4 separate regions of the Homo sapiens genome follow, and all the other regions are linked to region 1. The links are chromatin contacts, found by Hi-C or POLR2A ChIA-PET in ENCODE. All regions are on one chromosome and are shown on one strand. Each heading gives the region's core, a stretch centred on a gene start or an enhancer-like site at or near the end of the contact. The rest is flanking DNA. Distances are from core to core; before and after follow the strand shown. Region 1 holds the start of MAN2C1 (mannosidase alpha class 2C member 1). Region 2 holds the start of UBL7-DT (UBL7 divergent transcript). Region 3 holds the start of CSK (C-terminal Src kinase). Region 4 holds the start of ARID3B (AT-rich interaction domain 3B).

What was found. A loop is a pair of places that touch in the nucleus more often than their neighbours do. ChIA-PET counts read pairs that join two places held with the same protein, here RNA polymerase II (POLR2A). Pooled maps may share reads with other maps.
Region 2: a pooled map shows a loop between it and region 1 (9-fold over the local background). The contact joins the promoter of UBL7-DT here to the promoter of MAN2C1 in region 1. A Hi-C loop is called at or near these places in 1 of 37 single-sample maps with no recorded cell type and 5 of 50 pooled maps. POLR2A ChIA-PET finds 5 or more read pairs at or near these places in 1 of 52 experiments (activated CD4-positive, alpha-beta T cell).
Region 3: a pooled map shows a loop between it and region 1 (5-fold over the local background). The contact joins the promoter of CSK here to the promoter of MAN2C1 in region 1. A Hi-C loop is called at or near these places in 1 of 168 maps with a recorded cell type or tissue (B cell), 1 of 37 single-sample maps with no recorded cell type and 9 of 50 pooled maps. POLR2A ChIA-PET finds 5 or more read pairs at or near these places in 1 of 52 experiments (HepG2).
Region 4: a map of CD8-positive, alpha-beta T cell shows a loop between it and region 1 (7-fold over the local background). The contact joins the promoter of ARID3B here to the promoter of MAN2C1 in region 1. A Hi-C loop is called at or near these places in 2 of 168 maps with a recorded cell type or tissue (CD4-positive, alpha-beta T cell and CD8-positive, alpha-beta T cell), 1 of 37 single-sample maps with no recorded cell type and 11 of 50 pooled maps. POLR2A ChIA-PET finds 5 or more read pairs at or near these places in 4 of 52 experiments (A673, CD4-positive, alpha-beta T cell and activated CD8-positive, alpha-beta memory T cell).

What each region holds. Positions count from the first base shown.
Region 1 is chr15:75,367,093-75,370,112 of GRCh38, reverse strand. It overlaps MAN2C1 (mannosidase alpha class 2C member 1), which reads left to right and starts at 1,506. Exons shown (of 26, transcript NM_006715.4): 1 at 1,506-1,630; 2 at 1,915-2,040; 3 at 2,479-2,602. The coding sequence starts at 1,530. SIN3A (SIN3 transcription regulator family member A) reads left to right here. Exons shown (of 21, transcript NM_001145358.2): 21 at 1-734. RefSeq lists enhancers at 1,331-1,625, 1,310-1,629, 1,201-1,733 and a silencer at 1,760-1,839.
Region 2 is chr15:74,459,836-74,462,994 of GRCh38, reverse strand. UBL7-DT (UBL7 divergent transcript) reads right to left here and starts at 1,730. Exons shown (of 4, transcript NR_120377.1): 1 at 968-1,730. It overlaps UBL7 (ubiquitin like 7), which reads left to right and starts at 1,835. Exons shown (of 11, transcript NM_032907.5): 1 at 1,835-1,958. RefSeq lists enhancers at 316-816, 1,764-1,913, 2,204-2,293, 1,748-2,594, 2,750-3,159.
Region 3 is chr15:74,780,563-74,783,413 of GRCh38, reverse strand. It overlaps CSK (C-terminal Src kinase), which reads right to left and starts at 1,334. Exons shown (of 13, transcript NM_004383.3): 1 at 694-1,334. RefSeq lists enhancers at 57-632, 1,675-1,744, 1,765-1,884 and silencers at 865-1,124, 1,235-1,454.
Region 4 is chr15:74,539,615-74,542,673 of GRCh38, reverse strand. It overlaps ARID3B (AT-rich interaction domain 3B), which reads right to left and starts at 1,454. Exons shown (of 9, transcript NM_006465.4): 1 at 1,344-1,454. It overlaps LOC124903528 (a long non-coding RNA gene), which reads left to right and starts at 1,586. Exons shown (of 2, transcript XR_007064719.1): 1 at 1,586-1,776. RefSeq lists enhancers at 459-518, 1,869-2,018, 1,593-2,134, 2,069-2,198 and silencers at 508-692, 1,209-1,568.

The sequences.
Region 1 (3,020 bases), core at 257-2,756:
ACGCCCAGCTAATTTTTTAACTTTTTGTAGAGACAGGGTCTTGCTATGCTGCCCAGGTTGGTCTCAAACTCCTGGCCTCAAGCTGTCCTCCCACCTCGGCCTCGCAAAGTGCTGAGATTACAGGTGTGAGCCACCCTGGCCTGATTTTAGGCTTTTTTTGTACTGGGGAGAAGAGACTGTGAGCCAAAGTGTAGGGTGCCAAAAAGAGCTTTGTGGGATGAGATTTTAGGGCAAAGCTGGGGCAGTGTCTGACTTGGCGGTGGTCATGTGTACTGATTTAGGGGAAAGATCTTGAGGTTTTCTCAAATAATTCACCTATCCCCGTGTTCCCTCAAGAAAGGTCATGTTGACCTGGAACCATAGGGGAAATTGGTGGGGTGTGATCAGGGTCAGCCCCAGCTGTTGCTGCCCCTGCAGTGTTTTGTCCAGAGCACTTGCCTGCAGGTCAGGATAGGATTTCAAGGCCAGTTCAGGAGAAAGTCCCAACCCACCAGTGCAACCAACAAAAGAGTAAGTTTTACCTACAGCCTGGGTTTTCACAAGTAGCATTTTTATTCCTCCTGCTGTCTGACATCTGAGCTCCAAGCTCTAAACCCAACCTGTATTATATGCAGCAGCAGGTTATCTTTGTTTTAAATCACATTTGTTATTCTGTACTTAGTCACCTTTCCGTGTGATCTGCATTTGAAATGTTGTAAACTTGGTCAGTATTTCCATTAAAATATCAGGGCTAATCTTGTGTATTTTTTTTTGTTCCTAATGATTTTATAGACAAAGACTCTTGGCAACCCCAGGAGAAAAAAAATAAAGCTGTCAGTGGAGTACTAGGGATGAGAATGAAACTGGAGGTCTGTTTCTGGTATTATGGCTTCCCGGGACTCTACAGTCCTGTATGGTGAAATACATTTTTCCATTGGGATCGTCAATGCCATGACTGTTCTGCCACCTCAAACTCCAGAGTTTCTGGTGATGTGCAAGAGTTAGCAATATACATTCAGTAAAGCGTGTAATCGAGTAAGTCGTAGTAACTTGGGCGTAAAGCTCTACCACCCTGCTCACTAACACCCTGATCTCCGTCCGGTATGAAAACACCTATTCCGGGTAGTCTGGCTCCACGTTAAGCAAACACCACTTTCCGTGTTCACCGACAGCTAGAGCCAGAGGTCTCCCGGTTGCTGCTTCTGAGGCTGGGTCTGCAGCAGCTGAGGCTCCCGCCTGTCTTGCCGAATGGCCTAAGTCTCTGTCTTGAGACTTTCGAGAGTTCTAATCGTCAAATTTCCCATTTTATTTTGAGATTTTCCCTGCGGCCCACTATTTCGGACAACATAGGAGAGCCTCAAAAACAGTTTCTAGCTTCCAACTCGGCTCAAAGTTCAGACAGCAGCTGGGCTTCCGAGAGCCGCCGGTGTTCCAAGAAAAGCTGCCCGGGACTGGGAGGCGCCCTCTGGACGCCGGAACCTTTGGTTTCCTGCCGTGGAGCGGAACGGTAGCGCCAGGGGCCTTCCGGAAAGAGGAGCGAGAGCCCGGCGATGGCGGCTGCGCCGGCCTTGAAGCACTGGCGCACCACGCTGGAGCGGGTGGAGAAGTTCGTGTCGCCGCTCTACTTTACCGACTGTAACCTCCGCGGCAGGTGTGGCCCCTGGTCCCCCGCAGCCGGCCGACCGCAACCGTGCGCCTCAAGCTTTCCTTCCGGGGAGAAACCTAAGCTGCAGCCACCCGGGCCGCGGGACAAAGTGCCCGCCGCGGGCAGGGCAGGGGCCGGGGAGGAGGGGGTAGGGAATGGACTGTGCCGCGGAGCGGCCAGGCAGCCCTCTTGGCGGAGGATCCAGGGAAAGTGCGGCCCCACCGGCCAGCTGGCCCCCAGGCGGAAACGGGGCGGCCTCCAGCATGTGCCCACCGGCCCGTCCCACGCAGGCTTTTTGGGGCCAGCTGCCCTGTGGCTGTGCTCTCCAGCTTCCTGACGCCGGAGAGACTTCCCTACCAGGAGGCAGTCCAGCGGGACTTCCGCCCCGCGCAGGTCGGCGACAGCTTCGGACCCACGTAGGTAACGCCCAGCGGGTGGGCGGGGCCACAGGCCTAGGGGAAGTCCCAACCCAGCTCCCAGCCACACCTTCGTTGTCTGCCCTCTGCCGTAGACAACTACGTGGGATCGAGCAGCACCCTCTGCTGGGAGCAGCACCCTCTGCTGGGAACAGCTCTCTGGTCCCTGGGTCTTCAGGGGATGGTTTTCATTCCCACGTGGCCGCCTCTGGACATCCCTTAGGAAGGGCACCCTAGGGATCACGAACCTTTGACGCCTCTGCCTGTTTCCCTCATCTTGCTTCTCACCTTGTTGCTCCTTTCTTGTGACTCAAAGCTGAGTACCTTGTGACACTGCAGATGCTTGGAGAGTTTCAAGCCCCTGCCGACACTTTATCCAAGGAAGGATATCAGGATAGGACTTCTACCTCTAGGCCTATCACAACAGCTCTCTTGCAGATGGTGGACCTGCTGGTTCCGGGTGGAGCTGACCATCCCAGAGGCATGGGTGGGCCAGGAAGTTCACCTTTGCTGGGAAAGTGATGGAGAAGGTCTGGTGTGGCGTGATGGAGAACCTGTCCAGGTGAGGAACCCTGTCCTAGGGCCAGGTATGGCCACATTTCAGCCCTGAAATGACTACAGCCCTTCTTCTGTGGACTCTGGAGAAGCCACAGCTGAGTTGCTCTGCCCACAGGGTGGTATCAGGATTTCAGGACTAGGGAAGTTGCCACTTGGGCATCTGTGCAATTGGTCCTTAGTTTTTATTGTGTATAATACAAACTTATAGGAAAACATTTCAAACAGTTCTAGATAAAGTAATGGATCTCTCCTTATCACCCATCCCATTCCCCAGCTATAACCACTGTTAAGTGTCTTATTCATGCTCCACCCTTATCAGGTTTAGTCCTTATACTCCTATCTAGTAGGTCTTTATACCCATTTACAAATTAAGAAACAGATGTGTAGTTGACTCACTCAGGTTCACACAGCTTCTATTTCAA
Region 2 (3,159 bases), core at 481-2,980, 910 kb after region 1:
GCTGGATCAATTGTACACCCATATGGAAGAGATGAATCTTGATGTCTAACTCCTATCATATACAAAGATTAATGTGAAATTAATCATAGACCTAAATGTGAAAGATAAAATAACACAGAAGAAAACCTAGGATAGTATCTTCATAACGAGGGCAGGCAAAGATTTCTTACATAGGACACAAAAGGCACTAACCATCACAACAAAATTTCAGGCCGGGCGTGGTGGCTACCGCTTGTAATCCCAGCACTTTGGGATCACCTGAGGTCAGGAGTTCGAGCAGCCTGGCCAACGTGGTGAAACCCCGTCTCTACTAAAAATACAAAAATTAGCCGGGCGTGGTGGCAGGTACCTGTAGCCCCAGCTCCTCAAGAGGCTGAGGCATGAGAATCTCTTGAACCCGGGAGGCGGAGGGTGCAGTGAGCCGAGATCGGCCACTACTGCACTCCAATCTGGGCGACAGAGCAAGACTCCGTCTCAAAAAAAAAAAAAAGTTTTAAAATGAAATTAAATTATCTAATACCATTAAGAGTAAAAAAAAAATCATGAACTGGGAAAGTATTCACAATATATAATTTTGATAAATTATGGAGCTCAGGTGCAAGTAACTTAGTAGGCAGGAGAGGAAGGAGTCTAAAGAAGTCTAGTTAGGAAGGATTACTGAAAGAGGGGGTATATCTAAAAATGGGTAGGATGGGAAAGGGAGACTTTGGGAACAGCCATGGGTTCCTAATGCGCCCACAACATACATGGGAGTTATCCTGAAGATAAACTCCCTGAAGACAGTGAAAGCCATTTCAAAACTCCCCATATAACTTATGAGAACAGAGGGGTGATCTGCCTTTAATGTTAGGCCTTCTGAGATCCTGCGATCTGTTCGCTCTCCTCAGTAACATTACCCTGCTCAATTGCTGCCTTAATCCCAGGTCGCACATTGGAATGTGGGAATTCAGCGTTTACATTTACCCACACAGGATCAGCCTTCAGCTGCTACGATCAACTTCAGTATTTTCATATAATCACTTTTTTCTTTCCTTAGTTCTTGAATTATTAATTCCTTGAGAAGAGTCCAATCAGAGGTAGTCTTTCTTCAGTATTTTCGGTAATCCTAATTTCTGTGCAAAAAAATTTCTGTTCCATTTTAACCGTGCAGAACTTTCTGTTATCTAAAACACAGTTTCTCTATGAGAGTTCAGTGAAAATTCCCCTTCCCAAACTGATTCTATGAATGACTGTTAGATAAGCTTCACCACTGCATGTAGAGGGTGTACCAGGAACCCAAGTTAGTAGCTCTCCTCAAAGACCCAACTTTTGGAGGGGGTCATCGTCTGGTTCCTGGTATGCCTCCACAGGTAGGTCCGCCTCAGGAAGTCAGCGGCGAGGAGCACAGAAGAGGCTGCCTTCACCAACGGACAGCAGTTTTCATCGTGAGGGCCGTCGGCAACCGCTTGGATGTGTCTAAAGGGGCCGTTTGGGAACCGGCCCTTCTGGAGGGAAGGGTCGGAGTGGGAGGGGATCCGGGATCCGCCTTACGGCCGAGTGTCCAGCAGCGCGTTCCAACCTGGCAGAACCGACGTACTTCATATGCTCCTCAGGGGAGCGCGGGAATCACCAGGCTGAAGAATGACTGGAAATGGGACCCTCTCCAACCAAAGCACCCAGACATTCCGGCGCCGGACATTTCAAAGAGCGCGGAAGCCACGCCTTCCCCCAGAACCGGAAGCTTTGCAACTAGCGCCTCTTGTAGACTGGCTGTTTATAAGGGGGCGGGGGGCCACAGCGGGAACTGCAACTCCCAGAATGCAGCGCGGAATTTCCGGTTTCCGGCGAGAGGGCCAGAGTGAGTGTTTACACCGGCGGCAGTGCGGCCGGGTTCCTTCCGCGGGACGGGTGAGGGCGCTGGGGCCCTGGGCAGCGCGGGCTCGATGTGTGTCAGCCAAGTAGCTGGTCCCACTGGAGCGGTGAGGTCGCCACCGGATAGTGTTCCTGCCCCATTACTAGCGATCTGTGACCTTGGGCCAGTGATTTTACTGAGTCTTGCTTCCCTCATCTTTAAAATGTGGCTAATGCCTGCCTTAGGGAACCGTTGTGAGGATTAAGTGAGACATGGTATATAAAACGACCTCCTTCTGGCATAAACTTGAGGTGGAAGATACCTTGAGGATGCTTGAAGGTCTGCTAGGCAGCTTCACAGCCTTTTCTTTCCTCTTCTCTATCAGAGGTCTCTTTGGAAGCAATAATGATGACTATAACAAGAACTTATCTTGCTTTGCAAGATTCTTCCGCCGTCAGAGTTTCTGATTTATTTTCTGGGGTTCCATGTATGCCAGGTATGGGGACAAGGATGAAGAAAACTTTAGTCTTTTGTTTTCAAGGGCATTCAAGAATTGGGGTGGAGGAGGGGGCAAGCAGATATTTGTAGCCCTTTTGTTCTGAGGGGATGTGGGAACAACAGAGGAAAGAGAGGGGACTGAGGTTATTGAATCTGTGTTGGTTTCGGTAGGAGTTTGCTAAAAGGCCAAAAAGGGAAGAGAAATTACATGCAGAGTTAGATGAGCAGAGGTGTAAAATAGGGGAGAGCTTTGTTATGAGTGTGTACTTACATGTTGTGGAGGTCCTTTGCAGGGGTAGGGCTCTGTTGGGGAATGAGGCTGGCAGGGAGTTTTGTAAGCCAGGCGATGAAGTTTAGACTTAATTTATATAGATGGTTTAGAGGTATTGGAAGAGGTCTTTTTCTGGGGGGCCGGGGTGGGGCAGGGAGGGACGGAGTCTCTGTCGCCCAAGCTGGAGTGCAGTGGCGCTATCTCGGCTCACTGCAACCTCCACCTCCCGGGTTCAAGCAATTCTCCTGCCTCAGCCTCTCAAGTAGCTGGGATTACAAGCGCCTGCCACCACGCCCTGCAAATTTTTTCTATTATAGTAGAGATGTAGTTTCACCATGTTGGCCAGGCTGGTTTCAAACACCTGATCTTAAGTGATCCGTCCTCCGCGGCCTCCCAAAGTGACAGGATTACAGGTGTGAGCCACCGCGTCTGGCTTTTTTTTTTTTTTTTTTTTTTTTTTTTGCGACAGAGTCTCTCTCTGTCACCCAGGCTGGAGTGCAGTGACGTGATCTTGGCTCACTGCAACCTCAGCCTTCCGAGTAGGTGGCACTACAGGTGC
Region 3 (2,851 bases), core at 85-2,584, 590 kb after region 1:
CTGGACACACCCCTTCCTGACACCTGGTCTGGGCCACAAAGAGCCTAGGAGAATGGGCTGCCCAGGGTGCCAGAAGGTGGGGGCATGGTGCTAATGCTCCGTTACCTCCCCCCGGGCAGAAGGCCTGCCCAGTTTCCCACCCAAAGATCCCTTGGCTTAGGCCTGGTCTTCTGAGAGGCCAAGGGTGACAGGCTCAGTCCTAGGACCTGGGCTTCTAACTGCTCACCCGAGGTGGCTGGGCCCTGGGCTTGCTTGCAGCCCGCAGGGTCATGGTGGGGTAATGAGGGAGGGGTCAGAACCAAGCAAGCCAGGGCACCTGCGGGGAGGCCCTGTACAGGGAAGGGCAGGGGAGTCCAGCACTCTCTCTAGGGACCTGGCCCATACGGATCCTCTTCCTCCAGACTCCAGCCACCTCCTACTCTGAGCTCCACAGAGGGGGGGACTCGGGATGACCCGAGAAGACGAGTCCGTGGAGCTGCAGGGCAGTACCTCCCTCATGCACTCCCTTCCAATTTGGGTTCTGACAGTGGCTCCTGGGAGAATTCGAACCCGTGCAAGGGAGTAAAGGAGAGAAGGGAGAAGTGGGAGAAGAGGGGAATGGGAGTGGACGCGACAGTGGCAGCAACAGAGACTAGACGCGCGACCTCCACCCTCTTCCCTCCAGGGGACACTCCGGGACGGCCAGGCACTCACCTCTCTTGGGGCACTGCGGTCCGGGCCACCTCGCCGCGGGCGGCATCAGCGGCCTGCGGGACGGTCCATGCGGTCAGGGGGGAGGGGAGGGGCGCAGGGGTCCCCAGGGGGTGCGGTACAAAGAGGTATGGGTGCAAGGAGAGGGGAGGAGGGACCGCCAGGCAGAGGCAGGGGGACGGACGCACGGCCCGGGTCGCGGAGGGAAGAAAGGCGGGGGAAGGGGGCGGGAGGGAGTCGGGGGGAGGAAACAATGTAGCCGGCGCGGCCCCGGCAGAGTTCCGCTTCCGAGCGCCGCCACTGAGGTTCGATTTTGGAACGTCGCGCTGGCTGCCGGGGGCCGCCCCGGACGCTCGATCGGGGCCGCGGGGCTCCTCGCGCTCCACGCCCCGCGGGCTCCGGCGGCCAGAGGCTGGCTGGGGCGGGAGGGACGGCGGGCCGGGTTACGGCCCCGACGGCGGCGCAGCCGGGCGGTCGCCCGGCTCGGACCCCACCCCGGCAGAAGCCCCCGGGCAAGGCGCGGGTGGGGCAGGAGCGGGAGGGCGGCAGCGGGCTCGGCGGCGGCGGCGGCCAACCTCGGCTCGCCCAGGGCTCCGCTGGGAGGAAGCTCGCAGGCCTGGCGAGAGGAAGCGCGGCCCGGATCCTCCGCCCGCGGCAGCGCGCCTGCGCGAGGGGGCCTGCCCGGCGCGCGGCGGGGCGTGGGCCGGCGGGGCGGCGCCCCCTGCCGGGCGCCGGGGGCACTGCGGGGGGTGTGTCCGCGCCCACGCCCTGCCCCCACTTGCCGCCTGGCTGCGTTGAAGGCTCCGAGGGTCTCTCCTCAGCCGGCCTGGGAGCAACCTCCCAGCCTTCTCTGGACGCAGCTTTCCCGCTGCAGAAGCGCTGGGGGCCGGGCCTGGGCCCCTCTCCTCAGGTCTGTTTGTGGAGAGTGGGCCTGATTCGCAGCAGAAAGCCTTCATTCATTCATTCACCAACATTTCCTGGCGCTGACATCGTGGCGGAGCCTGCTCTGGAGTCTATTGGCAAGACCATTTCACTACCGTCAAGGCGTTCTCGGTCGGGTGGGGGTAGGCTGACAGGCCGACAGACAACGGCAAGGAAATAATTGATCAAAGTGGAGAGGTGGTGGACACGGTTCCCAGGAGGCAGAAAGAAAACTAGGGCTAACGGGGAGACCTCACACCTCACAGAGCCGGGACCAGGCAGAGGGAACAGCATGCACAAGGGCGGGGAGTGCGGAGGGAGCTTGGTGGCTTCTGGGATCTAAATATAGCTCAGGCGGCTGCCGCTTGCAGTGTGGGTGGGGGAGAGTGGTGGGAGATGGGTTCCTGCAAACAACAGGGGCAAAAGAGATCCAAAGAGCCTCATGGGACTTTCTTGGAGTTTATGTTCAGCCTGGAGGCAATAAAGAAGTTGTCAGCAGCTCTGTGACCTTGGGCAAGTTACTTAACCTCTCTGTGCTTTAGTTTCCCCATTTGGTAAAATAGGTGATATATAATGGCACCGACTTCTTAAGTTTTTGTGGGGAGGGGAGGAAATGAGTTAATACGTTTAAAGTGCTTAGTATGCAGTAGCTGGCACGTGAGGAGCCCTCCGTTAAGCAAGGGCTGTTACATCACTGTTAACGAAAAGCAGGGAGATGACCTGCTCTGAGCCACAGGAGAGGACAGCGTGCTCAGGCATGACAGGGGTGGGAGAGTGCAGGGTGGCGGGGGAACAGAATGGGGATGCAGTGATGAGGGTGAGACCGGGGAACAGAATGGGGATACAGTGATGAGGGCGAGACCAGAGACTCCAGCGTAGGGAGGAGGTAAAGGTGGGGGACTTTCTAGGGACTAGACCCTGAAGCAAGGGTCAGGCTTGGGTGGACAGAGGGAAGAGGCACTCTTGGGGTTGGGGGGGAGGAAGTGGGGCATGCTGACAAAGTCTTGGAACACAAAATAAGCATGAAGAGGCCCGAGGGAGCGAGAAGAGGGCAAACAGCCCTGTGGGAGACGGAGCTGGGAGACAGTGTGGCTGCAGATTGTTTTAAAGAGCCTCGGATGCCAGGAGGAGTTGCCCCCAAAACCACAGGTCGGCCCTCTGACCCAGGGCACCCTTAGGCCGGTTTCCCAGCTGGAGCCAGCCCTTTGGAGAGGGATGTCCTTTGAGGAGACAGCCAGTA
Region 4 (3,059 bases), core at 205-2,704, 830 kb after region 1:
TTGATATCTGCATTGTTCCAGTGTTTTAGGATTGGGTCGAAAGACAAAAAACAAAGTGTCTTTAGTATCTTCAAAAATTCACGGAGAAGTAATCACATCTTCAGCAATAAAAACTGCTTGGATTTAAGATTTTTTCCAGGTTAGAGTAAAAAAGGGTACAATTTTTAAAGCTAGGCCAATTAGTAGAGATTAAAAATTCTCATTTTCTGTTTATCTTATAGCCCTGTTTGTGCCTTTTGTGTTCTGTGAAAGATTCGCATTCCAATTTGCCTCTTACTGCCTTTACTTCCTCTCTTGGCACTTCAGAAAGTGTGAGTTACGCTTGCAGCAATACTTTCATTCTGCTTTAGCTCTTCTTACAGTGTAAAAAAGCATGACAAGATTTACATCCACATTAAATTCAGTTGGCAAAAGTGTTCATTTAAAATGAAAACAATTTGGGTCAAAGAAAATTACAGAATAAAGCAAATAATTCGGTGTTCATTTTAAATGTCCTCATAGTCATTACAGTCAATCAATCACGATCGGAATAACTTCTCAACCAAGTCCTGCCAGTCACTGAACAACTGCTTCTTGTCTTGTGGCACCATCTTCTCTGAATGCTGTCCCCAGCAGAGGGGGAGGTGTCCCTCCCACAGCCTCTTATAGTAAGACTGAGATGACTCAGTTCTACAACTCAATACACACACCCTCCCCCAAAGAGCCCATTTTCCCGCAGTCCCTAAGCAGCCAGCGATCCAAACAATGCCACCTGCCTACATTTGGAGAACTTATGTCTCAAATCTAAACCTCTTCATCCCTTCACACGGGCCCCTCCCCCATTTCCCCTAAAGTTCCCGGACCACCAAGCCGGGTACAACGGACTACCTGCAGCTTTGAACCCGGCCTGCTGACCATTCCCCTGCTTTTGCTGCCGGATTCTTTTGGCCCCGGGCCCCTGTAAGCCCCACAGCCCACCTTCCCGGTCACCCCTGCACGCCTCCCCCCATTCTTTATTCACCTCCCCCCATTCAGCCCTATCATTTTTACCTCTACCAACCCTCCCAGCCAATCCGCTGGCTCTTCCGATGGCCCCCGCCCCACCTATCTGCGCGCCCACTCAGCTCCAGGGCCCCTCACCCTTCTCATCGCTTTATCTCAAACGCTTTATCTCAAATGCCCTAATGGGCACAGGGCGCTCGGGGCTCCCGCGGCGCTCTCACTTTCCTTCGCGGTCCCCGCGCCCCCGACTCGCGCATTCCCCTCTCTCTCTACACCTGCCTCGGCTCCTGGCCTCGGCCCCTCCACCTGTCGCAGCCTCCTCTCCCGCCATGCCTGAGGGAGCCCGGACCCGGGCCACTTACCTGTGCGGGGCACTCCGGGTTTTCGGGCGGCGGAGGAGGCGGCAGCTCAGGCCCCGGCGCGGCAGCTGCGTCTCGGACTCCTCCGCAGCCGGGGGCCACAGCCGGGGCGGGGCCCGCACCGGAAGCGGCGCCGCGGGGCTGGACCGCCAGCCAGGGGCGGGGGCGGGGGCGGGGCGGGGCCACAGGGGGCGGGGCGGGACCGAAGCCGGAAGCTGCTAGAAAGGGACCGGGGGGCGGGGTGGGACGAGGCGGAAGTGACTCCTACGGACCGCGCAGCCCGACTGAGTTGTGGGAGGAAGCGAATGGAAGCGGGCGGAAGCCTCGGCCAATGGCAAAGTGCGGACACAGAGGGGTTCCGGTGTGAGCACTTCCGCGGGGAGTTGAAAAGAGCTGGGCGGGAGATCGTGTTCTCCGAGCGTTTTCTATTGCGGAGGTTGGTGTGGCTTGGGCGGTTGGCTGGGAGGAAAGTAACTAAAGAGCAGAGGAGTGTAGGGTTTGCCGTCGCTTCGGTCCCCTCCTCAATCTCCTGCCTTCAAGCCGGTCTTCCTCAGAGGTTCTCGTGTTTAGATCAGCTTGTCTCTAAACTTCTCCGCTCCTTCCTGGGACAGAGACCTGGCTGTCCCGAGAATGTTGCGTCCCTTGAAACTTTCTCACATGAATTAGTATTCTCAGGTCTCAGTTTGCAGAGGTCGGGATTATGTGCCAGGTGCTGTCACCTCTTGTAAAAACACTTGCTTCTTCAGCCCTTCCCCTTAGACTCTGTCACCTACTTCACCCCGTTTGGAGATAATCTGCCGATCTGTGTATCCAGCTCCTTGTCTGTCTCCCGTCTGACCATCTTTGATAATTTCAGAGCCTATGTGGCCAACCCATTCAACATCGGGCCTCGTCTTTAGCGACCCTTATATCAGCCTCCCAATCCCAGTTAAAACCTGGACCTTGTCCCTCCAAACGCTATCGCGTCACGACTCAGTAATTTGAACAACCCTCTTTTCAACCACAGCCTGCTATTCTCTCAGCTTGACTACTTTTGAATTATAGGCCTGATGCAGTAGCTCACGCCTGTAATTTCAGCACTTTGGAAGGCTGAGGCAGGCGAATCTCTTGGGCCCAGTAGTTGGAGAGCAGCCTGGGCAACAAGGCGATACCCCATCTCTACAAAAAATACAAAGTTTAATGAGGCGTTTTGGCGCATGCCTGTGGTCCCATCTACTCGGAAGGCTGAGGTGGGAGATCACCTGAGCCCAGGAGAGGCGGAGGTTGCAGTGAGCCATGATTGTGCCACTGCACTCCAGCCTGGGTGACAGAGACACTGTTCCCCCCCCCCAAAAAAAATAGAATTACAGCATAACTGTTATTACTGTTATTTCACTTTTTTTTTTTAGAAGGAGTCTTGCTCTGTCGCCCAGGCTGGAGTGCAGTGGCGCAACCTCAGCTCACTGCAACCTCCGCCTCCTGGGTTCAAGCAATTCTACTGCCTCAGCCTCTCGAGTAGCTAGGATTACAGGTGTGCGCCACCAAGCCAGCTAATTTTTGCATTTTTAGTAGAGACAGGTTTCGCCATGTTGGCCAGGCTGGTCTCGAAGTCCTGAACTCAGGTGATCCGCTCGCCTCGGCCTCCCATAGTGCTGGGATTACAGGCGTAAGCCACTGCACCCGGCCTGTTCTTTCACTTTATCAGAGCAGAGCATCTAATCGGTTGAAAGCCTCTACTTT